3 separate regions of the Mus musculus genome follow, and regions 1 and 2 are each linked to region 3. A link is a contact called in ENCODE Hi-C data. All regions are on one chromosome and are shown on one strand. The core of a region is the stretch at or near the end of the contact, and the rest is flanking DNA. Distances in the headings are between cores, read along the strand shown.

Region 1 (3,981 bases), core at 722-3,221, 590 kb after region 3:
ACAAAAGACATTTTAAAAGATGGATAGAAGATACTCCTACTGTATGGAATATGTACTAAAATACAGCTGCTGACAAATACTAAACAATGAATTGAGCGATTTCAATGTTTACAGCTTACGAAACTTACTTCAAGTGCCCAACTTCTCTCAAGCCTTCACTTCTTTCAAACCTTTATAAATTCAAATGACCCAAATACTTACAAATAGCCATAAATTCTATGTTGACAGAGTATATATTAGTGAGACCGCAGAATAAAATTATGATGAAGAGAGAGGAGTTGAAGCCCTTTAGGAGTTTTTGATGATCCAGAAAAACAGAGACCTGATCCACATTCCACTGGGTCAACCTCCAGAACTAACTAATCATAATTTCGCCAAATATAGTATTTTTTGTCCACCTCAAAGATGAGAAACTGGAGTGATCACGATATTAAATGTCTAACCTTTGTTACAATGTTTTAGAAAATGACACCAGTGATTAAAAAATGAACCTTCTCACTTGCCCAGCTTCCCCCCCCCCCCCAAAGGATGTGTCTTTTACTTGCTCTGCAGCTGGAATTCTCAAAAAGGGCCTCAAAGACAGACACACAAGACATCAAAGCATTCCTTAAAAGGCCCAGCAGCCACTATGGCTACTGCCAGGAAATCACTCCAAACACTCATTGGGGAAAAAAGTCAGCAGTCAAAAGAGGAAAGGAGGACGACTTAGGGGCTGTCGGGGCTGGCAGGTATGTTTAGAGGCCAGTAGTCTTTTGTCTTGAAGGAAGTACAGTTTTAAGTCCTTAATTGAGAGAAGAAAGCAGGCCATCTGAGGACTTCTAAATTCTTTTCTGAGATCATCTTGGAGGAAAAGAACACTTGATTAAAGTGTTTGGCCTTTCATTTAGTGGAAAAGCTAAGGAGGCTAGAATGCGTAAAAATAATTCATGTGTTTTAGTAAAAAAAATTAAAATATTAAAAATAAATTGTATAACCAATGAGAAAATAATACAAAACCGGACTTCATGTTTGTTTCCCCAGGAATGGGCTACATTCTGGCTTCTTATTCTTTTGTATACTGATGTAGGTAACTCTTTAGTAGCTTCCTTTCCATTCGTTAAAGGGAGAGTATCAGGAAAAGAAAAATACAATCTTAAGAGTATCTTCCTAGAGAGTAACAAATAAAATGGAAAGGGAGGAGAAAGAGATAATATATGTATCAGTTCAGGAGTGAACTTTTAGAAGGCAACAATGCTAGGTAAGAATGCCTTAAGATGCTCGTCTGTAACTTCGGACGCGCTACTAATAAAAAAAAAGTATCCAGTTTGCAACAGCTTTATAAGATCCACTCAGGTCACCTTCAAAAATTGTTACATCCGACTCGCTTTGCAATTTTGTGACAAGCGAGTCGAAAAGTCAAAGGCAGCTTCCAATCACCTTTAGTTAACCCGAAAGGGGGCTGTAGGGAGTATGATGGGGTGGATAATCCTCTATAGCCACGCACTGGATGCAACCGAGAGTCGCCTCCAAGACACAGAGACCCACGGTAGTGGCCCGCGGGGCAAGCGCATCCCGGCGGAGGGCGGCGGGGAGAAGAGTTGCCACAACTCCCGGGACGCGTCGCGCAGGGCAGAAAACTCCACGCTCCGACGTGGCTCTCGGAGGTCGCTCCCCGGCACTGCCCCGCCACGCGTCTTGGTAACGGCCAGCCGGCTCGGCGCGACAGTCCCAGCCGCGCTCCGCCTGTCGGAAGCGCGCGTGGGCCCCGAGCGGCCCCGGCGAGTGGACTAGAGCGCGGCCCCGAGCCGCCCCCGACGACCCCGGCGGCGCAGGGCGCGCCACTCACATGTGCGGGTTCCTTCGGAAGGCGTTGGTGATGTCCTTCACCACCCTCTGCACCAGCACCGCCACCTCCTCGTTCGACTCGGCCATGTTGGCGGCCGCCGCGATCGGGCGCGCCTCCGGCAGAGCCCAGCCGCCGGCGGGAGTTCCGCGGGGGCGCGCGCGCGCGCTGGCTCAGGCGCGTTCTCGCCGAGGCCGCCGAGCACTTCCGGGTCAGGGAGGGCCGCAGCACCGCTGGGTTGGGCCGGCTCTTCGAGCTCGGTGGCTTTTGGTGGAGTTTTGGTTCACTAGGCGTGGAGGAAGGAGGCTTCCCCCGCACTTCTCCGAGCAGCCGTGTCCCAGAGTGGCCTTTACCCAGGGACCTCCGGATGGCTGCACCAGGCCCGCTTCACCGGCCCACCCGGGGAGGAGGCGGGTTGCTGACCTCCTTTTGCACGCCTGTGCTACTTTATGCATGAAGTGTAAAGTAGCGCGTTTAGTTAGATCTTGTAATGTAGTAAGCAAAGGAAAGAAAGTACAGGAGAAAGAACCCTTCAGATCTCGGGGATAAGGTTAAAAACAAAAGTAACCCACTGTACTTCTGTACTTTTAGCATTTTTGATACATTTCGTGATCACTACGTTAATTTGGAGTATAAAATAAAATAAAGGCTTTGACAATTGTTCCTGACCTCTCTTGCTCCACAAATTATAAGATTGCTCTGTTCCATTTGGATTTTAAAAGTGTTGTAATTAAAATTTTTATTTTTATATATCAGGTTTATTTGTCCCTTCTAAGTACAAAGTTCTGACTGCCTCTAACTGGTGATGGTGTCTCCTCCTCCTCCTCCTCCTCCTCCTCCTCCTCCTCTCCCTCCTCCTCCTCCTCCTCCTCCCCGTCCTCCTCCTCCTCTTCCTCCTTCTCTGATGCTTGAAGTCTGTATCTTTTTAATTTTTGGTTTTTGGCCCTGGCAAGGTAGTGCGTGGCTGTGATCTTGGGAGGTAAAAACAGGAGGTGACATTCAAGGTTATCTTTGGCTGGGCTATTTGAAACTTGGATCTCTGAAAAGCAAACTGTGGTTGGTCCTGATCCTGGTGAAGAAACAAGAGACAGTCTACAAACTTGTGGAAAGCAAAACAGACCTGATTAAGACCCTAAAAGACTCTGACAAGCTCTGGGAGAAGCAGTGAGACAAATGGGGTGTGTTGCATCCCTAGACCAAGAGCAAGTTCAAGAGTCCTGTCGAAGAGTGATACCAGGGGCTGGAGAGATGGCTTAGCAATGAAGTACACTTGTTTTTAGCAACCACAACCACCTGTAACCCCAGCTCCAGATGATCCAACATCCTCTTCTGGCTTCTGTGGGAACATACACGCACACACATCTTTTACATTTTTTTAAAAAGTAATATGCTACTGGAGGTTCCTCGGAAAATTGGAAATAGGTCTACCTAAAGACCCAGCTATACCACTCTTGGGCATATACCCAAAAGATGCCCCACCATGCCACAGGGGCACATGCTCCACTATGTTCATAGCAGCCTTATTTGTGAGAGCCAGAAGCTGGAAACAACCCAGATGTCCCACAATGGAAGAATGGATACAGAAAATGTTCATTTACACAATGGAGTACAACTCAACTATTAAGAACAAGGACATTATGAGGTTTGCAGGCAAATGGATGGAACTACAAAATATCATTCTGAGTGAGGTAACTCAGGCCCAGAAGGATATGCATGGTATATACTCACTAATAAGTGGTTATTAGCCAAAAAACATATAGAATACCCAGAATACAATCTACAGAACTCAAGAAGGTTAACAAGCCAAAGGGCCCAAGTGAGGATGCCATAATCCCACTTGGGAGGGAGAAGAAAGCAATCATGGGGACTTGGGGGTAAGTGGCAGAGGGAGGGAGGAACCTGGGTGGGATAAGGGACAGGGAGGGAAAAGGGGGACATGATCAGGTATTGGAGGTGGGGACAGGACTGAAGCCCTGAGGCCCAGCCAAAAGAATGGAAACAGACAACCTTGGGAAATAAGAGGTGGGGGGACCCTCTAGAATGTGCCAGAGACCTGGGAGGTGAGAGACTCTCAGGACTAAAGGGAGGGACCTTAGATGAAATGCCCTACACTGGGGAGAGGGAACCTATAGAGCCTACCTCCAGCAGAAAGAAAGGGC
Region 2 (3,919 bases), core at 866-3,365, 580 kb before region 3:
ATGTATTTCCCAGCGTCCTGGATAGAAACGTCAGAGACACGGAGTATGAACGTTCTAAAATTTCAGAAATAGTCTCATCAAAGTGCTTCATGTCCTGATCTAACGGAATCCGATCTTTTTCCAAACTGTTTCCAAGGGCTTCCAGTGAAGCCCTGCTTCCTGATCCTCCTGCCTCGGGCTGGGGTTATAAGCATGCAGAAACACACCTAGATTCTGTCAGCTCGACCTGCTGCCTTTCCTATAATCTGATAAGTTCCTAATTGGAATATGGATAAGATTAATATGTTAATGGTTCAAAAGAGAAGACAGAATGACGTCATTGGACGTGGCCCTGAGACATAAAGCAACCTGTGGAACACTCTTTGATCTGTGTTCATTGGTGTCTCAGATAAGGACCCCAAGGTTAAATAAGAGTTGGAATGCCAGAGTGAAGTTGAAGCAGGCTCTTTACCGCAGAGCCTCCAAGGTCTTCAATGCACGAACGTGCTCTATGGTCCTATAAGAATGGAATGGGGATGACGGCTTTCAACAGTTGCTTTATCCCAGGATCTCACTGGGGAAACACAGGTCTTGCTGAGTTTGGCGTATGCTTGGTGTAAAGATGGTGGTTGGTGCTGTCTCAGCAGCAAGGAGATACTGAAGAAGAAAGGCAACACAGGTGCTCCTGTTTCACACCAAGACTTCGGGGTGGTGCTAGTGACTCAGAGAAGGCAGAGAGGCATCCCTAGGTCAGAGAGCACCCCATTTCTCTTGACTCACCTTGTAAAGAAGCTGAGCTCAGCACAGGAGCATCCAGCCTGGAGACTAGGACTGGGTTCTTATCTCTGCCCACCTAGGACGGGGGATGAAGGACGTGCCAGCCTTGGTGCTTATGAAGCTGGCCTGCCTCCCTTTCCCTCCTTTCCCATTGCATTGAATCTTGGGAATTACTCTAGTCCCACACCTCCTGCGAAGCTTTCTCTGCTTTGTCCTCTGTCTCTCCACACACTGTAGATGGTTGGGTTCACAGCCGTGTGCCGAGCTCAGTCCCCACCCCCCCCTTTAATTCCCTCCCTTTTCACTCCTCTCTATATGAAGATTTTCCTGGTTTTGGATTTGAGGAGGATCAGAAAGAAAGGCTTCAGGCAAGGGGGCCAAGCACAGTAGGTGGCACCTCACCTTTGTTTCAGTTGGCTTCGTTCATTCATTCCTGGTGGACATTAAGTGCGTTTTAATCGCCTACCGAAAGTATTTTATCCAGAGTTCGGTAGCGTGGACAGATGCAGTGTGAGGGAAGCCGATTTCTAAGCAGATGTGTAGGAAGGACAAGCAGGAAAAGAATAAGAAAGTATGTGTTTGTTGCAGTTACAACAACAATGAAAACAAAACAAAACAAAACAAAACAAAACAAAACTCCCACCTGGAGAGATGCTACAAATGTAGATGCTGGGGTAGGTCCTGTGGACTAAAGGGGCCGACAGGGTATGATTCTGCACAACAAATGTTCCTGCTGAGTGTACACACACACACACACACACACACACACACACACACTCACACACACACTCACTGCCCAGCCTTCAGTTTCACCTCTGGCAGAGCCTAACAATTCTCAGCTCTCCTTTCCAGGGTTATTTTTGGCTAGGGCTGTTCTCTGATGGCAAAAGGTTTTAGCCCCCTCCCACCTCCCTCTCTGTCCTTACTAGGGAGAGAAACTTGCACTTGAGCTAAGCAGACTCAGGGTGTGGGGAGAGAGGGCTGTGGGCTAGGCCCCTGGCTAGCTCAGACTCCAGTGCCAGGCTGTCTTCTAGTGGAGAGTGGGCCTCTGGAGGAGCTGGAAGGCTGAGTCGGGGCACTGGACTCAAGAGTGTGGTGTGGCTGGGGACACAGGAGCTGGTCCTAGAGCTTGGCTTTGAGACACTCCCAAAGTCAGGCGAGCTGGGGAAAGGAATTGAGGACAGCTGGGCGATCCTCTGGAAAAGAGCTGGGCTGCAGAAAACTATCTGAAGGTGGAGGCAGACTCCACTCTGGGACGTTGAGGGGGACAATCCGAGAGTAGCGACGGGAGGGTGGAGAGGGGCGGGGAGGGCGCAAGGCGGAGCCGGGAGCAAGGCCAGACCGCGGGGGCCCGGGAGGGCGGCAGATCCCCGAGGCTCCCGCAGCCGCGGCAGGACCGGCCAGCGGCGCCATGGAGGGGAGCCCCATCCCAGTGCTGACGGTGCCCACGGCGCCCTATGAGGACCAGCGGCCGACCGGTGGCGGCGGGCTGCGACGGCCCACAGGGCTCTTCGAGGGCCAGCGCAACTACCTGCCCAACTTCATCCAGAGTGTGCTGTCGTCCATCGACCTGCGCGACCGTCAGGGTTGCACCATGGTGGTGGGCAGCGACGGCAGGTACTTCAGCAGGACGGCTACTGAGATCGTGGTGCAGATGGCTGCGGCCAATGGGGTGAGTGACTCTCACGCCCCGGTTTGCGGGGTCTCCACACCCTGGTCACCTCCCTGTGCTCTTTCCAGCTTCCCACCCGGGCGCACTGGCAGCCACTAGGCACAGTGGGACACTGGCCTTAGAGGAGCTGCTCTTCTCAAAGCCCCTGGGCTGGAAACTTAGGCTTCTCCGGCACCTGTTGTACTTTCTGCTGTATTCGTTCTGCATCCATTTTCCACTCCATCACAGCCTTGGGTGTCCCGTATTCCTCCAAGCGATTTATTGCCCACCTCCCTACACAGACTTTTTTCGAGTCTGCCAATATAATCTCACTCCGGTATTCTTTTATTCTATTTATTATTATTATTATTATTATTATTATTATTATTATTATTATTATTATTGCCGTAATCCTCTCTCTCCAAATCATAGCTGCCAAATTTTAACAATTATCTGCGTGGGCACACTCCAGTATTGAACCATGTGCTATTTGTCAAGACTGGGCCCCAACACTTCACTCTAGCCCAGTGGTCCTTTAGTGGTGACTTTGATTGGGACAGGAATGGTTTGGATGATTTTGGGGGCTTTGCAACCTTGGCTCTCAGTTCCCAGGAGGTCTCTAAAGGATGTAAGTGAGACTCGCAGCAGCATTCTTAACGCAATTCCTATCGCCCCTCCAAGATGCCTTCAGCATTGACCAGCCGGTCCTCTTCCTTCCCATCTGCATCCTCATTCTCTCTCCCTTCTAAGACCTCTGCAGTTTTTTTCTGCAACCTTGATTCTTAGACTTTGAGTTTCTTTCTGTCTGCTCCCTCTTCCCTACCCTACAGACAGAAGCACCCCCTTAAATGGTAAATCCATCCTGCTCTCCCCACCCCTGCTTAGCCCCAAATCTAGTTACCCAAACTTGTGACTAGCAAACTTTAGGGGGGGGTGGGTCTCTGAATTATCTGTAGGAAGTTTCCAAAAGTCATTTGAGCCTGGTGAACGCGATCAGATCCACACCCATGAAACTTTACCTGAGTGCAATCTCTTGCCGATGTCCATCTTTAAAAGTGAAAGCAGATAATTACCTGTCCTGTGGATTCTGGCCATTCCACCCCTCTCTCTCTGTTTTCATTTCTCCTTAGTGTTTCTTCATTAGGGCCGTCTATGCTTCATGTTCCCTACTGTGATTTTTCTCTTCTCAGCGTTTTAGGAATGGCATGGAGGAAAAGGTGTTTTGTGAGTTTTTTGTTATTGTTACTTTGTTTTTTAAGACCCCAAAAGCAATCACGGGAAATGGTCCCTGGAGTTTTAGAGCAGATTCCAGGCTGGTATTTATCTCTGGCTCTTCACCTGGGATTGATGAATGTTGGCTGGAGTTCTGTTGGTGAGAGATTGACAAATACTCTTTCCCTCTTGTCTGACAAAACTATTCCTGGGCATGATGGAGGATAATGAGCCCTGGGAGCGCTGTAACACCGCTCACCCTCCTCCACACTCCAGTTTGCCAGGCGGTGAGAGGAATGT
Region 3 (4,010 bases), core at 487-2,986:
TGCTATACACAGGGCTTGTTGGAGGCCTTTCTGTTGTGTGAGGAACAGCATTCTTCTCTTCCTCTCCAGAGGATCCATTTCTGTTCTTTATAATCTAACCAGCCTCAGGCAGTACATTACAGCAGCACAGAATGGACCATGATGCTGACCGGTAGCGTAGCCCTCACTGTTTTGCAGACTATTGGCTTCCATGGATGGGCACATGATCCCAGAGAGCCAGTTAGAGCTGTGATATTGAAACTAAGAAAAACTCCTTTTCTAAGACAGAGGGTGTAAGAGCCCTCGGACCAGAAATCAGGAAGCCAGGGTTCTAACTCCCCTTCAATCAGGGGGGAGTCACTTAATATGTCAGGGCTTCCAATTCCATATCTGAAAATTAGCTACAGGTCAGAGAGGGAGAAGGAGAGGAAGGAAGGAGAGAGAGAAAGAGAGAGGGGGAGGGTTGCATTAGCAGTCACTACAAACTTCCCCTTTCCTTTGTGGCTTTTTGTGGGAAATCAGAAGCAATAGTATCCCAAGTCAGGTGGTACATGGAGGATGTTCTTAAACGCTTTGCTGCTGACCGCTGCTGTCATTCAATCCTTCTTGAGACCCTGGAGGCAAAAGACTCCTCTGACACTGTCTCTTAACTCTTGAAGCTCAGAGTTCTCCAGTGTCATAATGGCAACCCGAGACAATGCACAGACTCCTTCTCACACTGACATAAAAGCCAGGAGAACTACCAGGAGTGTGAGGAACCTGTTGGGGCTGCTGGGGGGGAAAAAAAAAAAAACAGCTATGAGGAGAACCAATCACCAGTCCTGACTACTCCTCATCCAAGAAGCATTCGGGTACTTCAGCCGGGCACTTCCTTATTCCTACTGTTGTTTCAGAATCCCATACATGTATACAATGTGTTTTCGATCAAACTCACCTGCCACTCCCAACTCCTACCGAACCACCCCACCCCTCCTCCCAATTTTATGTTCCTTTTTAAATTTTTATTTATTTATGTGTTTATTTGTTTATTTACTTATTTATTTTGACTAGGTCTCACTATGTAGCTCCGGCTGTTCTGAAACTCACTATGTAGCTCAAGCTGGCCTCGAACTCCATATACCTGACTCTGCCTCTCGGGTGCTGGGATTAAAGGTGTACACTACCACCGCTCTGAATTTTTTTTTTTTTAAACCGACTCCACTTAGCCCTAACAGTGTATACAGTGTAGGACCATCCCCATGGAGCTAGGACAGCCAATCAGAGGCCATATCCCAGAAGAAAACTCACCCTCCCTCATCCTATAGCCATCAGCAACCAATAGTTCCTCGGCTGAGCCTGGGGCTACGGAAGCCCCTCCTCCATTCATGCTGCCTGGTACTTCTATTGCCTAAGAGATGCGGAATTTGAGATGATCGGGCAGTTGAAGCTAGCTGTTAGAACTAGTTTTGTTTTGTTTTTTAAGCAAAGCTATTTTGATCACCAGCGTATCTTCAGAATCACCCACTACCACTCTGTAAAATTGTTGTCAGCGAATAAACTTGCAGGGGTCAGTGTTTACACACTAGTGCTGCCCAAGGGATACGTTGCGAGTTTGGCGCAGAGCAGGTTCTGGGTTCTGGTTAAAGGTCTGCACAGGGCTGTAGTGCTGGACCTGCGCGCAGGAGCCCAGCCGCGGCGCTCGGGGGGGGGGGGGGGCGGGGGGGGGCGGGGGGGGGGCACGGCCACCAGGTGGCACCACCGAGTCCTCGCGCGGGGCGGAGCGGCCGCGGAGCTGGAGTAGCATGTGGGCGTTCGGAGGTCGCGCAGCCGTGGGCTTGCTGCCCCGGACGGCGTCCCGGGCCTCCGCCTGGGTCGGGAACCCGCGCTGGAGGGAACCGATCGTAACCTGCGGCCGCCGAGGCCTACATGTCACAGTCAACGCCGGCGCCACCCGCCACGCCGTGAGTACGCGCTTCGCCGGGCCGCACACCGGAGCGCAGGCCGCGCCCGCCCCTATGCCGGGGACGCGCAGCGCGCACGCGCCGAGTCGCTCTGGTTGCGCGCGCGTTTGGGTGCAGGGCGCGCGCGGTGTTTGCGCGGGCTTCGGACCTTGGCGGTGGGGATGGGAAAAGACGAGTTTCCGTAATTAACACAGGATGTATAGCGTGTGCAGCAGGGCGTGTTTATTATTGTGTGCACTCCGAAGTTGCCTTTTTCAGGGCGTGAGACTAATGGGGTTGTGGAGTTGCTCTGAGCAGGGCTTTTTGTTGCTTGTTTGCCTCACTCTGTATCCCTGGCTAGCCTAGGATTGGCTGAGTACCCCAAAGTGGCTTCAATCCTGTGATCCTCCTGCCTCCTCTCTGCTGGGATCACAGGTGTAGCAGCAGAGCCCTAGAGTCCAGCTTTTGGAAAATGAGGGGATCTTGGTTCCACGTTCTGACTGCGCGGCGCTGGAGAGCCCTGTGACCTTGGGGAGACCCTAACTGTCTGGGGGCAGGGCTTGGCTTTCTGTTCCGAGGAGATTAAAGGGTAACACCCATTTTGCGATTTTGGCGGGAGAATTAAACTGTATTCGCAAAGGCCTTAGCACTTCAGATAAGTCTCGGTTCTTAGTAGATGCAAAGAACAGAATCTGTTACTCCGTGGCTTGAAAAGACAGCAGTAGGGTGAAGGAAGGCTTTCCGGAGAGGGCCGTGATAGATGCCAAAGAACGGGTCTGGGGAGCATTCTAGGAAGGGGAGAGCTATGGACAAAGGTGGAGTAGGCTGTGGGATAATAATGTCTACAGGTTTAAACCCAGCTTAGGATTCTTGAGGTCCTGTCATTAAAATAAAAAACAATAATAAAAATAGGGCTAGCTTTGTAGCTCAGCAGTGACATGGTCACTTAGCGTTCAAGAGTTCTTGGGTTCTTTCTATAACACTGAAAAAGAAAGTTTAAAAACAAAACAAACAAAAGTGGACTGGTCAGAGAGAGAGACGGCTAGGGTTTGAAGGGCCGAACCTGTAACCCATGCTTCCTCAAACACTTTCTTGGATGTTTACTGCCCTGTTCTTCCCTTGCCTGGCGCCTGACAGCTGGGCTCCAGTTGCAGCTGTGCACTTTGGATTTCTGCATCTCTGAGAGCCTGAGCAACTTTGTCTTTGGCATCTCCGTTTCCTCGCCTGTACAATGCAAATACAGTCGGTCCATCTTTATGCTCAGAGTCTGTTCTCAGTGGCTCAATATCGTTTACGGTCCCCAGTTGTCTACCCTGATGCTCCTACAGTCACTTTGAAAGCGGCAGACTGGCCAAAAGCGCAAGGCTCATGGAAGGTGTCCCCTCCCGGCCGTTGTCCAACAAGGCTTGATTCCGCTGTCACGGAGTGAGCAGATATTCAGTCTCTTCAGCGAAATGCCTGTTTGCGTCGATGTACCTGTGGGAGACTTTGTCGTTTGAAAGTGGTCCCCAAGCCTAGAGCCACAGTAAACATAGTAAGATTGTGGAATGGCTTGCAAAGAAAATGTATGAAAGAAACACCTCACTCAGGTGGGCAGTGGTGGCACAGGCCTTTAATCCCAGTACTTGGGAGGCAGAGGCAGGCGGATTTCTGAGTTCGAGGCCAGCCTGGTCTACAGAGTGAGTTCCAGGACAGCCAGGGCTACACAGAGAAACCTTGTCTCGAGAAAAAAAAAAAAAAAAAAAAGAAAGAAAGAAAGAAAGAAAGAAAGAAAAAAAGAAACACCTCACTTCAGCATGAGTTATAAGTGTTCTTGCTTCAAGTTCAAAGCTGACAAACCAATAATATATAATAAATAAAGTGTCTTTAGACAGACATGCACAAACAGAATTATGCATACGCATTGGCCATTTGATAGTTATGACCCTGAGACTTATAGGGACCCAACCTGTGCCCCCTAGGAACAAGTAAGTGAGCACTGCAACTCTATAGGGCTACCCCCTCCAGCGGATGATGATGGAGTAGGGGATAGAGAGATGGCTCAGCATTTAAGAACACTTGCTATTCTTAGAGAGGATCTGGGTTTGATTCCTGGCACAAGGCAGCGCCCAA

What was found. A loop is a pair of places that touch in the nucleus more often than their neighbours do.
Region 1: a loop to region 3 is called in a map of heart, with 12 times the contacts of the local background. The contact joins the promoter of Ptar1 here to the promoter of Fxn in region 3. A Hi-C loop is called at or near these places in 7 of 37 maps with a recorded cell type or tissue (gastrocnemius, heart and v-Abl transformed pro-B cells).
Region 2: a loop to region 3 is called in a map of heart, with 4 times the contacts of the local background. The contact joins the promoter of Pgm5 here to the promoter of Fxn in region 3. A Hi-C loop is called at or near these places in 12 of 37 maps with a recorded cell type or tissue (CH12F3, T-helper 17 cell, T-helper 2 cell and 2 more).

Annotation. Positions count from the first base shown.
Region 1 is chr19:23,685,390-23,689,370 of GRCm38, reverse strand. Ptar1 (protein prenyltransferase alpha subunit repeat containing 1) reads right to left here and starts at 1,971. Exons shown (of 7, transcript NM_028208.1): 1 at 1,826-1,971. The coding sequence starts at 1,911.
Region 2 is chr19:24,860,038-24,863,956 of GRCm38, reverse strand. It overlaps Pgm5 (phosphoglucomutase 5), which reads left to right and starts at 2,115. Exons shown (of 11, transcript NM_175013.2): 1 at 2,115-2,428. The coding sequence starts at 2,168.
Region 3 is chr19:24,278,316-24,282,325 of GRCm38, reverse strand. Fxn (frataxin) reads left to right here and starts at 1,736. Exons shown (of 5, transcript NM_008044.3): 1 at 1,736-1,919. The coding sequence starts at 1,761.